Regions from separate parts of the Homo sapiens genome. Here region 2 is linked to region 1. Evidence: read pairs that join two places in POLR2A ChIA-PET (ENCODE). Cell type or tissue: Panc1. All regions are shown on one strand.

The links. Peaks named below come from ENCODE experiments on the same cell type or tissue, not always from the same donor. Only the 100,000 strongest peaks of a DNase experiment are listed, where the experiment ranks them.
Region 2: POLR2A ChIA-PET joins it to region 1 with 9 read pairs; 7 of 35 experiments call an interaction of 5 or more read pairs at or near these places.

What each region holds. Positions count from the first base shown.
Region 1 is chr18:12,951,047-12,956,046 of GRCh38, reverse strand. SEH1L (SEH1 like nucleoporin) reads right to left here. Exons shown (of 9, transcript NM_001013437.2): 2 at 4,142-4,192; 3 at 438-584. Among named protein-coding and RNA genes, the nearest start is that of SEH1L, 5.5 kb to the right of the region's middle. In Panc1, no CTCF peak of the experiment used is centred here; no DNase peak of the experiment used is centred here; H3K27ac peaks cover 213 bases.
Region 2 is chr18:12,774,381-12,779,380 of GRCh38, reverse strand. No RefSeq gene overlaps it. Among named protein-coding and RNA genes, the nearest start is that of LINC01882, 27 kb to the right of the region's middle. In Panc1, no CTCF peak of the experiment used is centred here; no DNase peak of the experiment used is centred here; H3K4me3 peaks cover 1,493 bases; H3K27ac peaks cover 368 bases.

The DNA of each region.
Region 1 (5,000 bases):
TTTTATTAACCCTTAAGAGTTTAAAGTTAAAAAAAAAAAAGAATTTTAGAGTTAGGCACAGTGGCTCATGCCTATAATCTCAGCAACTCAGGAGGCTGAGGTGGGGCCAGGAGTTTGAGACTGCAGTGAGCCAGAATACTTTAAAATCATATATTACTATCATAAAATATACTAATAGGTAAAATCAAATACAATGCAAATATTCTGGATTCATCATAAAAGTTATAAACAATGCAGTGATGCTCCTAAGTATTGCTTCAGACCCAAGTTAAAATGAAATAAAAAAGGAAGAAAAAAACATGGAAGAAAGAACTTTAGAACTGGTAAAACTAGAGGGGAGTGGTGATATTTTACCAATTATCTGAGGTAGCCTTCGGATGAATGCTCCTTGGCTGCTCATGTCTTCCCGGTCCCCAGAATACTAATAAATGTCTCACCCAGTGGCTCTGTCCTCGCAGTTTATCATTTGATTCTCCTACTATTTCTTCCCATACAGCAGCTGTTCGGTCAAAAGAACAGGAAGCCAAAACCTGCCCAAATTCAGGATGGGCCCATGTCACACGCCATACAGATCCACTATGTGTCTGGGGAATCAAAAAAAAAAAAGAAAAGAACAGATACTCATTATCCCAGGGCTTCTTTTTTCCTAAATACTTATTCATATTTCATAAACACTGGTTTTACATCAGGAAACAGAATATAGTTTTACTTCTATGAGAGAAGAAAACTGATCAACATAACATGTAAATAAAAAGTTAAATTCCAGAATGTTTTAACCTTTAGAAGACATTCTATATTTAGGATTGTAATGCTTCTGAAGTCCAGTTCTTCTGACATTTTACTAATAAAAGAAAAATCTAGCCAGATAAACTTGACTACTTCCAGTGCTGATAGTTGGAGAGTTGCTTCAGAGTTTAGCGTAACCAACCTTTGAAACAAAGATTCTGTAAGTCCACCATTTTACTTGCAAATTCTTTCTACAGAAAATACCCACCTAATAAAATAAATAACATTAGATTTATTTGCTCCAAAATCCATACAGACAGAAAGTAGATTAGTGGTTACCAGCGGCTGGGAGCAGAGTAAACAAGAAGTGACTGCTAAATGAGCACAGGGTTTCCTTTAGAGGTGGTAAACAATGTTCTGAAATTAGAAGTGGTGGTGGTTGCCAATTAAATGAATATACTTAAAATCACTAAATTGTACACTTTAAATGGGTGCACATTATGATATGTAAATTATAGCTCAATCAAAAAAATACTTTTTTTTCATTTGATTCAACCAGGCATAGTGGCTCACGCCTGTCTTCTCAGCCCTTTAGGGGGCTGAGGTGGGCAGACTGCTTGAGCCCAGGGGTTCAAGACCAGTCTGGGCAATATGGCAAAATGCCATCACTACAAAAAATACAAAAAATTAGTCAGGTGTGGTGGTATGCACTTACGGTCCCAGCTGCTTGGGAGGCTGAGGTGGGAGGATCACTTCAGCCTGGAAGGTTGAGGCTGCAGTAAGCCAAGATTGTGCCACTGCACTCCAGCCTGGGTGACAGAGCAAGAACTTGTCTCCAAAAAAAAATTATTTGCTTCAAAAGTCTAACAATATATAGAGATTATAGCCATAGAATGCTTAAATGATTTTAACTGACAATACAGTCTATCGATAACAGACTATTGTAGGAAGAGCAAATATGGGGAAGCCCAAATCCTTACACCCCTCCTGTTGGCCAAGGGGTGGGAGGGGAGGTGGCTGGAGAAGGGATACAAAGGTCTTAAAGAATTTCACCATCAAAAGAATTTGCTAGGTGCTTCTCAGGGAAAATACTGTATAATAACAAATAACATTCAGAAAATGTGTTTCACACTGTATAGCTAACATTTTTTACATTCAACAACATAAAAATAGTTTAACCAATAACTTCTACATGGTAACAATGTCACCAACTAAAGGTACATTTTGCACCCTTTTTTTTTAACCTTGTTTTGTCCAGTCTTTTCTGTATCATCTTTAATTCTTACTTATACAGGGCTATAAAATTAAAAATGCACACTAAGGCAGATAAGTTTTATTAGATTTACAGTAAAATGCAATCTAAAGAATAAGGTTTGCACAAAGATGCTCATCACAATAAAATGGAAACTGAAATATCCACTAGTTAAGCAAAATGGTATATTTATTGGCTGTTAATAAAAAGCCTTTAAAGATATAGAAAAGTACATATGAAATATATTAGGCTTAAAAGCAAGAGATGGGGTTTCCTTTTGGAATAATAAAAATGTTTTAGAACTAGAAAAAGGTGGTAGTTACACAACACTGTAAATGAAGTAAATGCCAATTAATTGTTTACTCTGAAATTATTAATTTTATAAGTTAACCTCACCTTAAAAGGGGGGGGGACCTTGGATAGACCTTTCACAAAAGAAGATACATGAATGGTAAATAAGCATATGAAAAAATAATCAACATGAGGTATTAAGGAAATACAAATCAAAATCCAATGATTTTTGTGGTCACTTCTCAACTACTAAAATGGCTATAATAAAAAAGACAGATATTATCGAGTGTAGGTGAGGATGTAGAGAAACTGGAACCTCACACATGGCTGGTGGGCACAGCCACTTTGGAAGAGTTTCGCAGTTTCTTAGAAAGCTAAGTGCATATAGCCCATCAATTCCACTCCTACGCATCTATCCAAAAGAAATGAAAATATATGTCTACACAGACTTACATGGCACGTTCTTAACATTACTCATAACAGCCAAAAACAACAACTCAAATGTCCGTCAACTGGTGAACAGACAAACAAAACGTGGCAATATACATACAACGGACTACTCAGTATCAAAGGAACAAATTGACACATGACACAATATGGATGAACCTCAAAACATGCAAAGGGAAAGTGGCCAGACACAAAGGACTATGTATTTCAAAATTCCATTTCTATGAAATTTCTAGAAAGGATAAACCAGGCCAGGCATGGTGGCTCAAGCCTGTAATCCCAGCACTTTGGAAGGCCAAGGCGGGCGGATCACTTGAGGTCAGGAGTTCGAGACCAGCCTGGTCAACATAGTGAAACCCTGTCTCTACCAAAACTACAAAAATTAGCCGGGTGTGGTGGCATGCGCCTGTAATCCCAGCTACTCAGGAGGCTGAGGCAGGAGAATCGCTTGAACCCAGGAGGCAGAGGTTGCAACGAGCCAACATCGCACCACTGCACTCCAGCCTGGGCGACAGAGCAAGACGCCAGCTCAAAAAAAAAAAAAAAGAAAAGAAGAGAAGAGAGGGTGGGAGGGGAGGGGAGAGGGAGGGCAGAGGAGAGAAGAAACCTATGGAGACAGAAAATGGATCAGTGGTTGCCTGGGGCTTGGAGTGGGAATAGGATACAAAGGAATTTCTGAGTTTGAGAGAAAAGTTCTAAAACTGGATTACAGTGATGACTACACAACTATGTAAGTTTACTAAAACTCACTGAACTGTACATTTAAAATGGATGACTTTTAAGGTATGAAAATTTCTACTTGGCCGGGCACAGTGGCTCATGCCTATAAACCCAGCACTTTGGGAGGCCGAGGGAGGATCACCTGAGGTCAGGAGTTTGAGACCAGCCTGGCCAACATGGCGAAACCCCATCTCTGCTAAAAACACAAAAATTAGCCGGGCATCGTGGTGCACGCCTACAGTCCCAGCTACTTGGGAGGCTGAGGCAGAAGAATCACTTGAACCCAACAGGCGGAGGTTGCAGTGAGCCAAGATCACGCCACTGCACTCCCACCTGGGCAAGAGAGCAAGACTCTCCGTCTCAAAAAAAAAAAAAAAAGAAAATTTCTACTTGAGTAAAGGTTTTGTTTTTTTTTTTTAAGAGAAAACTATGTATGAAACATCACAACAATTAAAATATGTAAAGGCAAAAGGAATATTCTGAATTACTAAGATAATTATGTTAGAATGCTACAGAATTACAGATTTTCTTACTCTCAAATTCTGAGAAACACAGTTGTTACTTTAATAGCGAAAAACAGTAAAATGTCTTCCCAGGAAAAGAACTACTGTATAAATGTTATTTTCTCAAAACAATTCATAGATAACTATAAAATAAACAGTAAATATTTCTGTATTTTTAATAAATGTAAAAATAAATACTAACCTTCCAGCTAGCAGTACAATGCCAATCACCACTTTCACTTTTATCCCAGACCTATAAGAAAATAAAAGGCAGATATTTTATACAAAAATTCCTACAAATTGATACAAAAACTATAAGACTGAATCAGTGTACAAGGAAAGCGGTGAACATATAGTTAACAAAAGAACACAATCAGCAAGTAAACATTCATTCATTCAATTAAGTATTTATTGAGAGGCTGGGTGCGATGGCTCATGCCTGTAATCCCAGCACTTTGGGAGGCCAAGGCAAACGGATCACCTGAGGTCAGGAGTTCGAGACCAGCCTAGACAACGTGGTGAAACCCCGTCTCTACTAAAAATACAAAAATTAGCCAGGCATGGTGCCGCATGCCTATAGTCCCAGCTACTAGGGAGGCTGAGGCAAGACAATCGTTTGAACCCCAGAGGCGGAGGTCGCAGTGAGCTGACATCACGCCACTGCACTCCAGCCTGGGAGACAAAGCAAGACTCCGTCTCAAAAAATTTACATTGAGAACCTTGAATGTGTCAAGCACTGGGCCAAGCACCAAGGGATTCAGGAAGCTGAGCTCTATTAGGTAACAGAGACAATTAGTTACAGTCACTACGCTTGGAGGCCATTTTAAACAGCAAAATCACCAACAGAAAGAACAAATAATCATTGCACTAAATAAATCATGAAAAACACCTGCTTACAGTATGAGCCAAAATAGAGTATCGCCTGGTTTCACCTCAATGGGAAACGTCTGTCCTGAGACTCAAACTTTTTCACCACTCCTCACACATGCACAAATGACTGCAAAACCAGTGTGACTTTTGGGGTACAAGTAAATTTCAGAGTAGACAAATTCAAAAAATAC
Region 2 (5,000 bases), 180 kb after region 1:
GACACAGTTCTTAGTCTCACTGTCCCCTCAGGACGCATGATGGCTGCGGGATCCCAGTCATCATGTTCACATTCCAGGAGTGCAGAGTGAGCTTCCTAAATCAGGCTTCCCTGAAGGTGGCATTCCACTTCCATTCTCACCTCACTGGCTGGAATGTGGCCACATGCACTTAGGGGCAAGGAAGTCCAGAAAATTGAGCATTTCAGTGGGCATATTGCTGTGCTGTTCAGATGGAGTTGAGCCAGCCACACACAACCCAGTGCAGACCGTAAAAATGAGCCCACAGCGCACTCCTGCTAAGATGCATGCAGGAAGTTGGACGCCTCGTCAATGTGTTTAAATACGGCGTGGGGAGGCCTGGCGTGGTGGCTCACGCCTGTAATCCCAGCACTTTGGGAGGCCGAGGAGGGTGGATCACTTGAGGTCAGGAGTTCGAGGCCAGCCTGGCCAATATAGCAAAACTACTAATGTAGTTAGTGCGTCTCTACTAAAAGTACAAAAATTAGCCTGGCATGGTGGCGCGCGCCTGTAATCCCAGCTATTTGAGAGGCTGAGGCAGGAGAATTGCTTGAACCTGGGAGGCGGAGGTTGTAGTGAACCGAGATCGCACCAGTGCACTCCAGCCTCAGCGACAGAGCAAGACTCTGTCTCAAAATACATACATGCAAACATACATACATACATACAGGTTGGGGGAGTCAGTATCGTTTTCGGTTCAGTGTACCAAGAAGCACAAGGAAAAGCGTCTTTTACATCTCACCCTGTGGAACTCGAGCAATGATCACAGACTGCAAAACCGGAAAAATGGAGGGAGCACAGTTTGTCCATCTAAGGATTCAGATTTCTGCGCTGAGCGTTCCATGACTGTCCTGCCCTTTCTCGAACAGTGAAAAGAATGGCACTTTTCTAGCCAGGATTGGAGGTGGATGCTGGTGAGCAAGCGCAAGGTGGGCATTATATTGCAGCCTAGGGGCGTTACCGTCTCAACGTGCAGTGTCTCATGAACGGATGCTTGTGGAATCCAGGCAATACGAAGAAAATTATATGAATCCAAAGAAACCATGCCGCTGGAACGTCTTTGGATGAAGTGACTAAAGCACCTGAATAATTAATATTAATTTACTTGTGTTTCTGATATTCTTAACTGGCTTTGAGGAAGTTTGAATAAAAATGCCAGGTAATGAATATCTGTGTTTGTGCAACAATGTGCTAAGCTGGAGTTCAGCATGAATAACTTTAAGCCATACATGAGTGAGGGAAGCTCAGCGGTCTCGAGCTCTGCGAGTCCCCAGCATCGCCCTCTGCGTGGAGCGGGGTCTGCAGAGCCGGCCCGAGCCCGGCCGCCCCCACGGCCTGCACCTGCAGTCCCCTAAGTATTCCCTGGGGCTGGGCCGGGGCTTGGCCCGCGGCTAACGCTGAGCAGTGATTTCATGCGAGGGGAGCATCTGCGCAGGGCGATCTGGAAAGTTCTCCCGCTGGCTGTGGAGTCGTCCTGCCTGAGAGGCGCCAGCACCAGCGTGCCTGGGCCCGCAGCCGTGCTGAGTGGGTCTCCGGGGTTTTATGGGAAGCTCCGAGAGCCCAGTCCGTGGCCACGCACCTGCCCACGGCTCCCCGGGAGGCACAGGCCCCGGCTCACTTCCCCACTCAAAACGCCGCAGGGGCTTGTGCCGTTCGCAGCCTCCGATCAGGAATGGTGCAGGGAAGCCGGTTCCAGGAAGGGCCCCGCCTCGGAGCGGGGTGGCGCAGCCCCAGGGGAGGGCCCTCAGCCCGCTCGGGAGCCCGGACGGCGCCAGCACAGCGCCTACAGCACGCCGCGCCACGGCCCCCGCTTTGGAGAAGTCTCAGGAAACGGCGAGGAAGAAGATACGTTGGAAGCAGCACCGTGAACTATTCCCCACCTGAAGGAAGAAGCTCGTTCCCTTTTGGCTCCAGGACTATTCGGGGTGGGCCTGTTGCCCTGAAACTGAGAGGTGACAGCCTGCTGGCAGCCCTCGCAGCCCTCGCTCCCTCTCGGCGCCTCCTCTGTCTGGGCACCCACTCTGGCGGCGCTCGAGAAGCCCTTCAGCCCGCTGCTGCACTGTGGGAGCCCCTTCCTGGGACGGCCGAGGCCGGAGCCGGCTCCCTCAGCTTGCGAGGAGGTGTGGAGAGAGGCATGGGCGGGAACCTGGGCTGCGTGCGGCGCTTGCGGGCCAGCTAGAGTTCCGGGTGGGCATGGGCTTGGCGGGCCCCACACTCGGAGCGGCCGGCCGGGCCGCCGGCCCCGGGCAGTGAGGGGCTTAGCACCCGGGCCAGCAGCTGCGGAGGGTGCGCCGGGTCCCCCAGCAGTGCCTGCCCACCGGCGCTGCGCTCGATTTCTCTCCAGGCCTTAGCTGCCTCCCCGCCGGGCAGAGCTCAGGACCTGCAGCCTGCTATGCCTGAGCCTCCCCCCACCCCCCTGCCGCCATGGGCTCCTGCGTAGCCCGAGCCTCCCAGACGAGCGCCGCCCCCTGCTCCACGGCGCCCGATCCCATCGACCGCCCAAAGGCTGAGGAGTGCGGGCGCAGTGCGCGGGACTGGCAGGCAGCTCCACCAGCGGCCCTGATGCGGGATCCACTGGGTAAAGCCAGCTGGGCTCCTGAGTCTAGTGGGGACTTGGAGAACATTTATGTCTAGCTAAGGGATTGTAAATACACCAATCGGCACTCTGTATCTAGCTCAAGGTTTGTAAACTCACCAATCAGCACCCTGTGTCTAGTTCAGAGTTTATGGATGCACCAATCAGCGCTCTGTGTCTAGCTAATCTGGTGGGGACTTGGAGAATCTGTCTAGCTAAGGGATTGCGAATACACCAATTGGCGCTCTGTATCTAGCTCAAGGTTTGTGGATGCACCAATCAGCACTCTGTGTCTAGATCAAGGTTTGTAAGTGCACCAATCAGCGCTCTGTGTCTAGCTGATCTGGTGGGGACCTGGAGAACCTTTATGTCTAGCGAAGGGATTGCGAATACACCAATCGCCACCCTGTATCTAGCTCAAGGTTTGTAAATGCACCAATCAGCACTCTGTATCTAGCTAATCCAGTGGGGATGTGGAGAACTTTTGTGTTTAGCTCAGGGATTGTAAACACACCAATCAGCACCCTGCCAAAACGGGCCAATCAGTTCTCTGTAAAACAGACCAATCGGCTCTCTGTAAAATGGACCAATCAGCAGGATGTGGGTGGGGCCAGATAAGTGAATAAAAGCAGGCTGCCCAAGCTCGCAGTGGCAACCCACTCAGATTCCGTTTCATAGTGTGGAGGTTTTGTTCTTTCACTCTGCAGTAAATCTTACTGCTGCTCAGTGTTTGGGTCTGTGCTACCTTTATGAGCTGTAACACTCACGGTGGAAGCCTGCAGTCTCACTCCTGAGGCCAGGGAGACCACGAACCCACCAGGAGGAATGAACAACTCCGGAGGCGCAGACTTAAGAGCTGTAACACTCACCGCGAAGGTCTGTAGTTTCACTTTTGAACCAGCGAGACCATGAACCCGCCAGAAAGAAAAAACTGCCAACACAGCCGGACATCAGAAGGAACAAACTGGGGACACGCTGCCTTTAAGAAACATAACAGGCACCGTGAGGGTCCACGGCTTCATTCTTGAAGTTAGTGAGACCAAGAACCCACCTAATCCCGGGCACAAAACCACCTCAATCTCCCAAAGACCGAAAGCCCTGGTGTCGCTGGGACCAGAGGTGAGACGTGGAACACGTGGGGAAGATGAGAAGGCGCTGGAGAAGGAGGGTGGTGGTCGCAGATGGGAATGTGGTGGAGCCAATGAGCTGTGCGGGTAAAAATGGTTGATAGAAATTGATGTATATTTTACCACAATTGTGTGTGTGTGTGTTTGTGTGAGAGTTCTGTTTATCTGCACAATAGGATTGTACTCGTAGTTTGCAGTGTTGTTGAGAGAAAGAAATAGGATCTTAAAGTGCTTATCACAGCATCTAGCGCCTTTTAAATACTGAAGAATAGTAATACGATTAGCAGCCGAAGAATGTGCTATTTATATTAAAATAAAAAATACATCAGGCCATCCCTCAGCGAGGCAGCCAAAGTTAGCACCTACGCAATGAGCCATGCTGGTGGTGTGTGCTTTTGCATGGGTGTGAAAAGCTATGCTCTCAGCAGACCCAAAACCCCATCTAATCACGAGAAAAACAGCAGACACATGCCAGCTGAGAGGATAGCGGGCCAGGCCTCCTCAAAACTGATGGGCTCATCAGCAACAAGGAAAGTGTGAGGAACTCTTAGCTTGGGAGGAGCCTGCGGAGAGTAACTACAACCACCACCGGCAACGGGGCATCCTGGGCCGGCTCCCAGACCAGAAAATGACATCAGGTAAAAACTAAAGGAAGCTGAATAAATGGTGGGCTTTAGTTATAACAGTGGATCAGCATGAGTTCATTAATTGTGACAAATTTGCCATTCTAATGTAAGATGTTAAGAGGAGAAACCGGGTGTGGGGCATATAGGAACTCTGTGTTAGCTTGGCAATTGTTCTATAAATCTACAACGAATCTAAAATGTAACAATTATTGGAAAGGAGGACTGAAAAGATTCAAGAGAAAGTGATAATATTGAAGACAGGGGAAGAAACTGACATACAGATAATAGGAGTCCCTGAAGAAGAAATCCAAAGTGAATAGAACAGTGAAATTTGTAAATCAAGAAAAGTTTCCTGAAATAAAATTTGAAACTACATACTGAGAAACTATATATACATTTATATTTTTTAAGACGGGGGGGGGGTCTCGCTCTCTTGCCCAGGCTGGAGTGCAGTGGCGCCTTCCAAGCTGCTCCCTGAGCCTGGCTCCCAGGCATCGCACAGGCACTTGGTGCTGGCAAAAGTAGCCTTTTTTTTTTTTTCACTTATTTATTTTTATTTATTTATTTATTTATTTTGAGATGGAGTCTTGCTCTCTCTCCTAGGCTGGAGTGAAGTGGTGGGATCTCGGCTCACGGCAACCTTTGCCTCCCGGG